Linked DNA regions of Homo sapiens: region 2 is linked to region 1. A link is a loop called in an ENCODE intact Hi-C map of the cell type or tissue named here. Cell type or tissue: ascending aorta. All regions are shown on one strand. Each heading gives the region's core, and the rest is flanking DNA. Links, peaks and the distances in the headings are about the cores only.

The links. Hi-C counts contacts between places; a loop is a spot of excess contacts. Peaks named below come from ENCODE experiments on the same cell type or tissue, not always from the same donor. Only the 100,000 strongest peaks of a DNase experiment are listed, where the experiment ranks them.
Region 2: a loop joins it to region 1, with 5 times the contacts of the local background. A loop is called at or near these places in 3 of 110 quality-filtered maps.

Annotation. Positions count from the first base shown.
Region 1 is chr19:13,727,124-13,734,922 of GRCh38, forward strand. It overlaps a transcript of YJU2B not described here. Among named protein-coding and RNA genes, the nearest start is that of YJU2B, 17 kb to the right of the region's middle. RefSeq lists an enhancer at 4,692-4,741. In ascending aorta, for the core only: no CTCF peak of the experiment used is centred there; DNase peaks (open chromatin) are centred at 3,818 and 4,578; H3K4me3 peaks cover 1,676 bases; H3K27ac peaks cover 3,769 bases.
Region 2 is chr19:13,114,494-13,119,493 of GRCh38, forward strand. It overlaps TRMT1 (tRNA methyltransferase 1), which reads right to left and starts at 2,247. Exons shown (of 17, transcript NM_001136035.4): 1 at 2,160-2,247; 2 at 1,653-1,938; 3 at 1,504-1,559; 4 at 1,133-1,275; 5 at 786-973. The coding sequence starts at 1,906. NACC1 (nucleus accumbens associated 1) reads left to right here and starts at 3,771. Exons shown (of 6, transcript NM_052876.4): 1 at 3,771-3,961. RefSeq lists enhancers at 2,241-2,430, 3,391-3,540, 4,816-5,000 and silencers at 3,581-3,780, 4,331-4,380. In ascending aorta, for the core only: no CTCF peak of the experiment used is centred there; DNase peaks (open chromatin) are centred at 2,288, 3,678, 4,078, 4,378 and 1 weaker place; H3K4me3 peaks cover 4,136 bases; H3K27ac peaks cover 1,851 bases.

The sequences.
Region 1 (7,799 bases), core at 1,600-6,599:
GGAGGCGGAGCTTGCAGTGAGCCGAGATCCCGCCACTGCACTCCAGCCTGGGTGACAGAGCGAGACTCCGTCTCAAAAAAAAAAAAAAAAAAAAAAAAAAAAAATAATAATAATAATAATAATAGTAAGGCCAGGTGCGGTGGCTCACGCCTGTAATCCCAGCACTTTGGGAGGATGAGGCAAGCAGATCACGAGGTCAGGAGTTCGAGACCAGTCTGGCCAACATAGTGAAACCCCGTCTCTATTAAAAATTACAAAAAAATTAGCCGGGCGTGGTGGTGGGCACCTGTAACCCCAGCTACTCAGGAGGCTGAGGCAGGAAAATTGTGTGAACCCGGGAGGCAGAGGTTGCAGTGAGCCGAGATCGCGCCATTGCACTCCAGCCTGGGTGACAGTGCGAGACTCTGTCTCCAAACAAACAAATAATAACAATAATAATAATAATAATAATAATAATAATAATAATAATAAATAAAAGACACTAGTCCAATATTTCCAAAAACAAACAAACAAAAACACTAAGCTGTGGCTGGACGAGGCAGCTCATGCCTGTAATCCCAGCACTTTGGGAGGCCAAGGCAAGAGGATCACTTGAGGAGTTCAAGACCAGCCTGGCCAACATGGCGAAACCCTGTCTCTACTGAAAATACAAAAATTAGCCAGACGTGGTGGCAAGTGCCTGTAATCCCAGCTACTCGGAAGGCTGAGGCAGGGGAACCGCTTGAACCCAGGAAGCGGAGGTTGCAGTGAGCCGAGATCGCACCATTGCACTCCAGCCTGGGTGACAGGACGAGACTCCATCTCAAAAAAAAAAACTAAGCTGTTATATAACAGAGACCCAAGAATGTAGCAGTTTCAAGAATATCCAAGAATGAAGTCATTTTGGACTGGGGCCCACCTTAATGACATCATTTAACTTGGTAATATCTGCAAATAGATTTCCAAATCAGGTCTCATTCACAGACACTGAGGGATAAGACTTTGACATATCTTTGAGGGGACACAAGGTAACTCCTAACAGCCATCACCTCGAGCACTGTCCCCGTTGCAGGGTTGATGCTGGGATGGAGGAATGTCCCTGTTTCTACTCCATGGAGGAGAAAGAGCACAGAGTAGCCCACACTTGGTGTTAGAAGGCCCGTACCCAGAAATGCCATGCCTCATCACTGTTCATTTTTCACTGGACGGACGGTGCCCTCCATGGCTACACCTGGCTACAATGAAGGCTGGGACAAGTAACCCTTAACTGGGCCACCATGCAAGGTGAAACAGCACCACTGCTATGCAAGCAAAAGAAAGCAAACTTTGGTCTGGGCACGGTGGCTCACGCCTATAATCCCAGCACTTTGGGAGGTCGAGGAGGGCGGTTCACGAGGTCAGTAGTTCGAACCCAGCCTGATCAACATGGAGAAACCCCATATCTACTAAAAATACAAAGGGCGTGGTGGCATGCATCTGTAATCCCAGCTACTCGGGAGGCTAAGGCAGGAGAATCACTTGAACCCAGGAGGCAGAGGTTGCAGTGAGCTGAGATCGCTCCATTGCCATTGCACTCCAGCCTGGGCAACAAGAGTGAAACTCCGTCTGAAAAAAAAGAAAAAAGAAAGAAAGCAAATTGTACGATGCCAGCTTCCCCTAATCTGAGCGTCTTACATAACCATGCCACATTTGTCAAAACTATGATATTAACATTGGTACAATACTATTAAGTAGACTTCATTCAATATCACTGTCTTTTTTGGCCAGGCCCGGTGGCTCACGCCTGTAATCCCAACACTTTGGGAGGCCGAGGCAGGCAGATCACTTGAGGTCAGTTCAAGACCAGCCTGGCCAACACGGTGAAACCCCATCTCTATTAAAAATACAAAAATTAGCTGGGCATGGTGGCACAAGCCTTTAATCCCAGCTACTCTGGAGGCTGAGGCAGGGGAATCGCTTGAACCCAGGAGGTGGAGGTTGCAGTGAGCCAAGATCATGCCATTGCACTCCAGTCTGGGTGACAGAGCACGACTCTATCTTGGGAAAAAAATAATAATAAATTTTTTTTAAATAAAATTAAGGGCAGGGAGTGGTGGCTCACGCCTGTAATCCCAACACTTTGGGAGGCCAAGGCAGGTGGACCATGAGGTCAGGAGTTCGAGACCAGCCTGGCCAATATGGTGAAACCTCGTCTCTGCTAAAAATACAAAAATTAGCCGGGCATGGTGGCATGCACCTGTAGTCCCAGCTACTCAGGAGGCTGAGGCAGAAGAATCGCTTGAACCCGGAAGGCGGAGGTTGCAGTCAGCTGAGATCGTGCCACTGCACTCCAGCCTGGGCGACAGAGCGAGACTCCATCTCAAAAAGAAAAATAAATAAATAATAATAACAATAATAATAAAATAAATTAAATTAAGTCTCTTGCTCACAAGAGGATAAATGATAGGCATGGTTTCAACATGCTTTTCTAATAGCAATGAGATGGGACATTTCAACTCTTTAGACACTTTTCCCCTTGGCTGTATATTTTTGTGCCACTTCCTGGAATTAAGAGCATATTGTGGGCCAGGCTTAGTGGCGCACGCCTGTAATCCCAGCTACTCGGGAGGCTGAGGTACAAGAATCACTTGAACCTGGGAAGAGGAGGTTGCAGCGAGCCGAGATCACACCACTGCACTCCACAGCCTGGGAGACAAAGTGAGATCAGTCTCAAAACAAACAAACAAACAAACAAACAAACAAACAAAAAAACGTTAAAATGAAGGCTATAGTTTAGATTCATCCCCCCCACCCAAGGCCAACCACCCATAACCACACAAAGTTTGTCATCTTGATTCCCCTGAAATGCTAGCTCTAATCATAAATGAAACATGAAAATGTAAGTTTTACATCCTTGTCAGCATGATTCAGTGAAATTAAACCAATCGGCTGTAGACAAATGAGCTTAAACGGGTCTATTTGCCTTAAAAAGAAGTTAATGTAAAACAGCCAATCACAAAAAAGCTCAAAATACTTCCTCCTTTATGCCTTATAAACTTGCCCTAACTGCTGTAAGAGAACTTCTTACCACTTGATTTGACATCTCCTGAATCAAGACTTGCTGTATGACAAAGAACTTTTAATTTTTTTCTAACTGTATCTGATTTTATATATGTATGTATGTATGTGTGTGTGTGTGTGTGTGTGTGTGTGTGTGTATATATTTGTTTTGTTTTGTTTTGTTTTAGACAGTCTTGGCCTATCATTGAGCTGGAGTGCAGTGGCATGATCTCGGCTCACTGCAACCTCTGCCTCCTGGGTTCAAGTGATTCTCAAGCCTCAGCCTCCCGAGTATCTGGGATTACAGGTGCCCACTACCATGCTGGGCTAATTTTTGTATTTTTGGTAGAGATGGGCGTTCACTATGTTTGCCAGGCTGGTCTCAAACTCCTGACCTCAGGTGATCCACCCGCCTCGGCCTCCCAGAGAGCTGGGATTACAGGCGTGAGCCACCGCGCCAGGCCTGATTATATTTTTGACACTAAAAGTATCGTATGCAGGAAGACAGCTGGCACACACGGAAACTTCATGCAAATAGAATGAAGTATGCTCTCTAAAAGACAAATTAGAAGAAGGTGCCCTATCCTCCAACTTGGAGAACACAGCCTAGGCCGGACTTCAGCCCCATTCTCATGCCCTCGGCCAGGCACACTTGTTCAGGGCACAACCTGCACAATCGTACACAGTGGCCCTGACTATGTCTGTATGCAACTACAAAAACAATAGGCCGGACGCGGTGGTTCACGCCTGTAATCCCAGCACTTTGGGAAGCCGAGGTGGGCAGATCACAAGATCAGGAGTCCCAGAACAGCCTGGCCAATATGGTGAAACCCCGTCTCTACTAAAAGTACAAAAATTAGCCGGGCATGGTGGCGGGCCCTTGAAGTCCCAGCTACTCGGGAGGCTGAAGCAGGAGAATTGCTTGAACCCGGGAGGCAGAGGTTGCAGTGAGCCGAGATCGCACCACTGCACTCCAGCCTAGGCGACAGAGCAAGATTCAGTCTCAAAAAAAAAAGTGAAGAGAAAAGAGGATCCGGTATCCAAATGTGTTTTATATAAAATGAATCGTTTTCAGTGCACTGAGGAAGTTTTCTATTTAAAGAAATCCTGCTGTGAACTCTTTTGTGAAGAATGCTTTCCTAATGGAATTAGTCACCACTGAGTCATTTCTGCAAACTTCAGGTTTGCGGTTTTGCCTAAGCAAGATCTGGCCGGAGAAGTGAGATAAATTATAGATGTCGCTAATAAATTACAGATTACTCAAAGGCAAAAGAGGAAAGAAAAAAAAAAATTGACTCGTGTATATGAACCGAATTGAGTCAGGGGTCTCCACCGGCGCTTAATCATGGCCGAGATCCTCCTGCTTCTGCCTGTCCTTTGGTAGACACACGCTACAAGTCAGCTTCTGTCCATCGAGGAAGGGAACGAACTAACAACAAAGAACAATTAAGAGAAGGTTGGCCCCGTGAAAACAAGGGACCATTGAAGAGCGAGTAAAGGCTTGGCCACGTTCTGGCCCCGCCCCACCCCGGTCGCCCTGACAACAGCGCCGGCGTCTGGGCTGAGCTTCGGACTCGCAGCCAGCCTCCCACAGGCCACCGCGCGCGCTCACTTGCGCATGCGCCTCGGAGCTGGCTTCAACCAGCGAAGGCTGAACCCGCTTCCAGGGTCCTCGCCGAGCTGGGAGTTAGGATCCGAGGGGGCCAAGAGGGATAAGAAAACTTCTCTGGGTGCCCACGTGGTACTGAGCGCCCTTGGGAGGGCTCTGGAGAAGACCATCGCCTTCCAGGGTAGCTCCCTCCCTCAAAGGTTTGAGATCATGGTCCAGTTCTCGGGTCTCCCAGCCTCAGTTTCCCCATTTGTAGGAAAGGCGTTCACAGCCTCTATCTCAGAGGAGGCTTTGAGGATTCAGAGAGCTCAGAAGAGGGTAGGCTTTGTGGTGAGCGCTGGGTAGGACTTCGGGGTGGGAGTGGTGGGCTGAAGAGTCCCCGACAACAGCCCGAGGAAGTATTATTATTGTTCTTATTTTACAGGGAAGGAAACTGAGGTCCAGAAAAGTTATGACTCGCCCCAAGGGGATTGCCTGGCAGGACGTGAAGGGGAAGAGGCCCACCCTGGAGTAACCCTCACTGGAGAATCCAGAGGTGAGATGAGCCTTGTACCTATCTCAGCAGAGGGAGTAGGATAATATTTAAATATTAAGGGTGGGGAGAAGGAATGAAGGCAAGAAATAAAATGCCCAAAATGCCCCAAACGCCATCCGGACCATAAAAGTGATGGCGATAGTGTTGGACTTAGGAGCTCAAAGATGCTAACCTTGACAGGCCTGGTGGCCCAAGTCTGTAGTCTCAGCTACTTGGAAGGCTGAGGCAGGAGGATCGCTTTAGCCCAGGAGTGCCAATCCCTCCTGGGCAACATAGTGAGATCCTTGTTTCCTTAAAAAAAAAAAAAAAGTGCATACTTTCTTTCTTTTTTTTTTTTTTTTTGCGACAGAGTCTCACTCTGTTGCCCAGGCTGGAGTACAGTGGCACGATCTCGGCTCACTGCAACCTCTGCCTTCCCGGTCCAAGCAGCTCTCCTGCCTTAGCCTCCCAGTAGCTGGGACTACAGGCATGCACCACCACACTCAGCTAATTTCTGTATTTTTAGTAGAGACCGGGTTTCACCGTGTTGGCCAGACTGGTCTCAAACTCCTGACCTCAAGTGATCCACCTGCCTCTTCCTCCCAAAGTGCTGGGATTACAGGCATGAGCAACTGCACCCGGCATAAAAAATGCATACCTTTTGAAATTTTTTTTTTTTTTTTGAGACGGGGTCTTGCTCTGTCACCCAGGCTGGAGTGCAGTGGCGCGATCTCGGCTCACTGCAAGCTCTGCCTCCCAGGTTCACGCCATTCTCCTGCCTCAGCCTCCCGAGTAGCTGGGACTACAGGTGCCCGCCACCTCACCCGGCTAATTTTTTGTATATTTAGTAGAGACGGGGTTTCATGGTGTTAGCCAGGATAGTCTCGATCTCCTGACCTCGTGATCCACCTGTCTCGGCCTCCCAAAGTGCTGGGATTACAGGCATGAGCCACCACGCCCGGCCTTGCTGGAAAATTCTTAAGCCCACCTGGCATCTCCATCTTAGTCAAACGGCCCACCAACTTCCTGTTCAAACTGAGCTATTTTGATTTCTGAGTTTGTTAACCTTGGCACTACTGGCATTCGGGGCCGGATCATTCTTTGTAGTGCAAAGGCTGTCCTGTGCACTGTGAGAAGTTGAGCAGCATATCCAGCCTCTGCTCATTAGACGCCATAGCCAGGCACGGTGGCTGACGCCTGTAATCCCAGCACTTTGGGAGGCCGAGGTGGGTAGATCACCTGAGGTCAGGAGTTCAAGACCAGTCTGACCAACATGGAGAAACCCTGTCTCTACTAAAAATACAAAATTAGCTGGGCGTGGTGGCACATGCCTCTAATCCCAGCTACTCGGGAGGCTGAAGCAGGAGAATCGCATGAACCCAGAAGGTGGAGGTTGTAGTGAGCCGAGATCATGCCATTGCACTCCAACCTGGGCAACGAGAGTGAAACTCCATCTCAAAAAAACAAAAAACGAACATTAGACGCCATGAACACTCCCTCCCAACCCAATTTGTCACAACCAAAAATGTCTGCAGACATTGCCCCTGAAGGGGTGAAGATGGCTCCTATTGAGAAACACTGGCCATGAGCCAAGAATTAAAAGAGAGAAATCTGTTAGTTTTCACTAAATAGATTTGAATTCTTTATTTTATTTTATTGTTTTTGTTTCATTTTATTTTGAGAGGCAGGATCTCACTCTGTCCCCCAGGCTGGAGTACAGTGGTGCAATCATGACTCACTGTAGCCTCCAACTCCTGAGCTCAAGGGATCCTCCCACTTCAGCCTCCCTAGTAGCTGGGACTATAGGCATGCACCACCCTGCTTGGCTAATTTTTGTATCTTTTGTAGAGACAGGGTCTCACTATGTTGCCCAGGCTAGTCTCAAACTCTTGGCCTCAAGAGACCCTCTCACCTCAGTTTCCCAAATTGTTGAGATTACAGGCGTGAGCCAGCACGCCTGGTCTTGAATTCTTTAACCATTGTCCTCTACCAGAAAGTATACACTATATTAATTCTCTCACTGTAGAGATTGTTTTTTTTTTTTTGAGATGGAGTCTCGTTCTGTCACCCAGACTGGAGTGCAATGGCACGATCTTCACTCACTGCAACCTCTGCCACCGGGTTCAAGTGATTCTCCTGCCTCACCCTCCCAAGTAGCTGGGATTACAGGGACACACCACCACGTCTGGCTATTTTTGTATTTTTAGTAGAGACAGAGTTTCACCATGTTGGCCAGGCTGGTCTTGAACTCCTGGCCTCAAGTGATCCGCCCGCCTCGGCCTCCCGAAGTGCTGGGATTACAGGCGTGAGCCACCGCGCCCGGCCCTTTTTTTGTTTGTTTTAAGACAGGTTCTCACTCTACCACCCAGCCTGGAGTGCAGTGCTGCAAACATAGCTCACTGCAGCCTCAACCTCCTGGGCTCAAAGGGTCCTCTCACCTCAGCCTCCCAGGTAGCTGGGATTACAGGTGTGCTCCACCATGCACAGCTAATTGGTTTTTGGTTTTAGTTTTGGTTCTGTTTTGTAGAAGTGAGGCCTCACTTTGTTGCCCAGGCTGGTCTCAAACTCCCTGGGGCTCAAGTGATCCTCCCACCTCAGCCTCCCAAAGTGCTGGGATGGGCACAAGCTTCTGCACCTGGCTAAGATTCTTAAAATAGC
Region 2 (5,000 bases), core at 1-5,000, 610 kb before region 1:
ATCTCTACTATAAATACAGGTGGGTGTGGTAGCAGATGTCTGTAGTCCCAGCTACTCAGTCGGGAGGCTAAGGCAGGAGAATCACTTGAACCTGGGAGGCGGAGGTTGCAGTGAGCCAAGATCACGCTAGTGCACTCTAGCCTGGGCAACAGAGCGAGACTCCGTGTCAAAAAATAAATAAATAAATAAAAATAAAAATTAGCCAGGCGTGGTGGCACGTGCCTGTAATCCCAGCTACTCGGGAGGCTGAGGCAGGGGAATGGCTTGAACCCGGGAGGCGGAGGTTGCAATGAGCTGAGATCGTGCCACTGCACTCCAGCCTGGGCAACAAGGGCGAGACTACATCTCAAAAAACAAACAAACAAGCAAACAAACAAAAAAAGGCTGTGAGCCCCACAGGCTATAGTTTGCCAACTCTTGCGAAGGTCACCAATTTTGCATGTTTTGTTTCCTGATGCATTTCCAGTTCTTGAAAACGGTGCCTGACACATAGCAGACACTGGATATACTATGGCTCATTTGAATGAATAAAAGGAGTGTAAGAAGTTAAAACAGAGACCAGGATGCTACTTATTTCTGGCACAGAGTATGGATCATACCATAATTATCTATTACTCATCACAGCAACCCCTGTAAAACTAATTTTCTCAGTTGACAGACAAGGAAACTGGGGCTCAAAGAGGCTAAGTCACTCACTCAAGGTCACAGAGTGAGAATGTGACAGAGCCAGAATTTGACCCCAGGCAGGCTTGTCCCAGAGCTAGGCTGTGATGCCCAGAACCTACCGGGCATCTGCTTGGCTCGGCTGTACCAGGTGGGCCACGTCATTGAGCTGGACATTCCGGCGTATGAGATCCACAGCCCGGGTGGAGGCATCGTTTGCAACCACAGATCTGAGCCCAGGCACCTCTAGGGCAAATCGAATGGAACGTAGGCCTGAAGCTGCCAGGCCTTCCAGCACATGCAGGCCTTCCTGTTGGAGTAAGCAGAAAACCTCCCTCACATCTCCACCTCCATCCTCTTCTGGGCCCCAAGGAGCCCCCACCACCCACCTCCTATAGCTCTCCCCCTCCAGGAGCCCTCTGTCTCCCGCTAAATTCCAGGGCTGCCAGCTCCTATGCTCAGGCCCCACCTCACAGATCTCCCCCACGGCCGCTGTGCGAGGTTGGTCTCCTGAGGCCAGGTTTTCACTCTCTTTCAGTTCAACCTTTTCCTCCTCTTGCTCTGACAAGTCCACGACCACTTTTTGCGTGTCCTTCTCTCCTGGAACCTTGACTGCAGCCACCCAGAGGCACAAGTCAGAGAATAACAAGGTCCCCTCTGAGAAACCTCCCCTTAATCTCCAAAATATCGTCCCTGAAATCCCTGCGGAAAGGCTGAAGGAGCAGAACCCAGGGCCTGCTATGTGGCTGAAGCCCCTCTGGATTTGGGCGGCAGAAGAGCCCAGGCAGGGAGATAAACTTGTGTGACCCCCGCCCACCAGAAGCCTGGACCTCCACTCACTCTGGATTCCTTTGGCCCCAAGCTGAATGCGAGCAAACTCGGTGATCACAGCACATCTGGTGGGAGACAGAGGACTAGCTCATACCCCGCCCCCGCCATCCACACTGACCCACTAGCCGATGCCAGGCTAACGTCTGACCCCTGCTCACGTCAGGTCCCGATTGAATTCCTGCACCGGGTTATAAAAGACCTCGTTGGCACTGGGAAAGGCGATTTTGGCAGCCCCCTCGGTGACTGTCGTCTCCTGGACTTCACGTGGACGTTCTTCTCCGTAGGGCCCGGTGCCGTTCTCCATCGCTGCTGTATTCGGCAGCCCTGGAGACTGCCACTCGAAAAACCGGGCTCTAGAGAGCACCCGGGCGGAGCGGAAAGTGAGGCTTAGCCACAGAGACGATCCTTGCATGAGACATCCGCTGGCGCCTCCGCCCGCCAAGCCTGGTTCGGGGGGCGGGGGAGGGCACAGAGAGGGTCAGAGAGCCGCATTCCGGGCCCGGGGATGTCCTACATATCTATGAGGTAGGGACTAGGAAAACCTGCGGCCTCGGTAAGCTGATATCCCCTCGTTTTGGGGATGACTGGTCCCTGTGGAGCCGATGCCCTCGTGCAGGCCCGCCCCGAGTCCGAATCCCTCCCCGCGCTGCCTAGCCCGTCCTCACCTGCTCTCGTAGCCACAGAAAACCGAATTAGTCAAGGTGCACGTTTCCCGAATTAGGACCTGGGCGCCGCCATGTTGGCACAGTGGGTGGGCGAATCACATGATAGTGGTTGGCCAGTCAATGAGGAAACGTACGGTGGGCGGCCGGGATCAAAATGAAAGCCATAAAGGAAGCGCGCTGATCGTGCTGTTCCGGGGGTGTTAATCACAGTGGATCCCCTGGGAGAGGACACGTCCCTAGTCCCATTTCACAGATGAGGAAGTTGTGGCTCAGAAAAGGGGCGGTAAGCGGAGAAACCCAACACTTATTGGTCCTCTTCTGTGTTCTGGGTGCTATATACACATTATTTCAGAGCACCCTGCAGGAATGACTCAGGCTCTGGAGTTGGATTTACCGGGTTTGAATCTCAGTCCCATCACATGCTCTGGGCAGGTTACTCCCGCGGCTTCACTTTTCTTACCTATTAAATGAGAATCGTGGTTTCTCAGATAGAGCAAAGATTAAATGACAGATTCCTGGAAAGTGTGCAAAGAACCACTCTAACATTGTAAGCGCTCGGTAAAGTTCTAACCAGTGTATGAAGGCAGGACAGCGAAGTGGTCCCGGCTACCTGGGTTCCAGTCTCAGCTCGCCCTGCGACTTGTTAACTCTGAACTTAAGTTACCGCTTTTGCAAAATGGGCAGAACTTTTTTTTACCATTTGTTACTGGGTTGTAGTGAGAAGTAAACGAGTTAGTGCAGGTAAAATGCTAACAGAACCTAGCATCCGGTAAGCATCATAAAAGTCTTAGGTCTTATTGTCGCTTTTGAGCCTGTGTTTAAATCCTGGCACCTACCATCACTTCCTTGCTGTGTGATGATCTTGACCAGCTTTCTTCATTTCTCTGTGCCTCCTTTTCTTTCTTTCTTTCTTTTTTTTTTTTTTTTGAGACGGAGTCTCGCCCAGGCTGGAGTGCAGTGGCATGATCTCGGCTCACTGCAACCACCGCCTCCCGGGTGCAAGCGATTCTTCTGCCTCAGTCTCCCGAGTAGCTGGGATTACAAGCGCATGCCATCACGCCCGGCTAATTTTTGTATTTTTAGTAGAGACAGAGTTTCACCATATTGGCCAGGCTGGTTTCGAACTCCTGACCTCAGGCGATCCACCCACCTCGGTCTCCCAAAGTGCTGGGATTACAGGCGTGAGACACCGCGCCCAGCTGCCTTTATTTTCTATAGTGTGTCTGTAGCAGTTCTCACTAAAAAATGTTACTGTGTAGTTTAAACGAGCTAATTCCCATAAAGAATGTAACGCAGTGCCTGCCACAATAAACAGCAGTCATTATTGTTTTTGTTTTACAGGAAACTAAAGTTCGGAAAGGTAGAGCGACTTGCCCAAGGTCGCGGGACTAGAAGGTGGCGGGGCCAGGATTCGAACCATCGAGCTGAGCCGACGTACTGGCGAGGATCCCCCAGGGGCATAGAGAGGAGACGGAGCCGGTTAGAAGGGGCGCGCTCGGAGCTCGGCTGGCCTCGCCTGGAGGGCGGGGCCCGAGGGCGGTGCGCGGGCGGGGCCGGGGCCGCTCCTCCCTGGCCTGGCTGCGGCGGCAGCGCGGCTTGCGCTCGCTCGGCGCTCGGCTGGGGCGGCCTGGCCCACAATGAATGGCCGCCGCGGCTGCCGCTGCTGCTGAGGCGGAGGCCGCGGAGGCCGCGGAGGCGGAGGCCGAGGCCCCGGCGCAGCGGGGCGCGCCCCGGGCCCAGGCCCGGCCCCAGCCGCCGCTGCGGAGCCCGCCGGGACCCCCCGGAGCGCGGCCACGGCGCAGGTGAGGCGGCCCGCCTCAGGCCCGGTTCCGGCCTCCTCCAGCCGGGGCGGCCCGAGGGCTGAGTGGGGAGGGCCTGGGTGCTTTCTCGGACCGAGGAGGAGCCGGGCCCGCAGCCTGCACTGTGCCCGGGCAGGCGAGTGTGTGGAGGCCCAGCTACCGCGGGCGGCCTTGAGCGTCCAGCCCGAGCTTCAGGGCTTGGGGGCGGCAGGATCGTACCTGGACCGCTCCCCCGTCTCCCAGCGAGGGAGGGGGCCAGGTCGGGCCGGGGCAGGTACCGGGGATCCGGGGAAGTTGGAGGGTCCGAGGCGGAAAAGTGAGGAGGTTCTCGTGGATGCCGGAGGGGGAGGGGGAGGGGGAGGAGGAGTCGGGCTCCGGCCAGGCCGAGTGGGGGAGGAGAGGAGAGCGGCGCGGCCGGAGGGGGGCGGGGAGGGGCCGGGCCTGCAGGTACCGCCTGGGCGCTGGAGGAGGTGGGTGGGTCAAGTTACAGGCCTGGGGGCGGCTGAGGAGAAGCCCAGGAAGTGGGGCACGGCGGGTGTGGGCGGAGTTACTTCGTGTGGGGGCGGATAGGAGATCCCAGAGATGTTTTCCGGGGGTCACATGAGGTCAGGACTCAGATGTGGGGAGGGGGAGGCTAGATGTGGGGGCGATCAGGTAAGGTGAGGGACTGCTGTAGGAGTTTTGGGAGTCGAGAGAGCAGAGCCTTTTGGGCTAGGCTAGGGGGGATGTGGGGGCAGGTCAGGAAAAGCTGGTGTGACCAGAAGGTATATACTAAGATGCGCCCCCCACCGCCCCCAACTCAAGTGTTAAGGGGTTCCGTCTTTCTCACACCTCATCCCTGAAGCCTCTAGAGTCCTGACCCTACCCCTTGGGCAAGCCTCTGCCAACTGTTCAAAGGCACTGGCCAGTGGGTGTTTGTGTGGGCAGCTGGAGACAGTCTGGAACACCTAGCTTAGGCATCTTGTTTATCACAAGGTGGCCCTTGCCCACCCCCACCTTATATATCTACAGGGAGGCAGCCCAGCAGACGTTACCTGGGTAT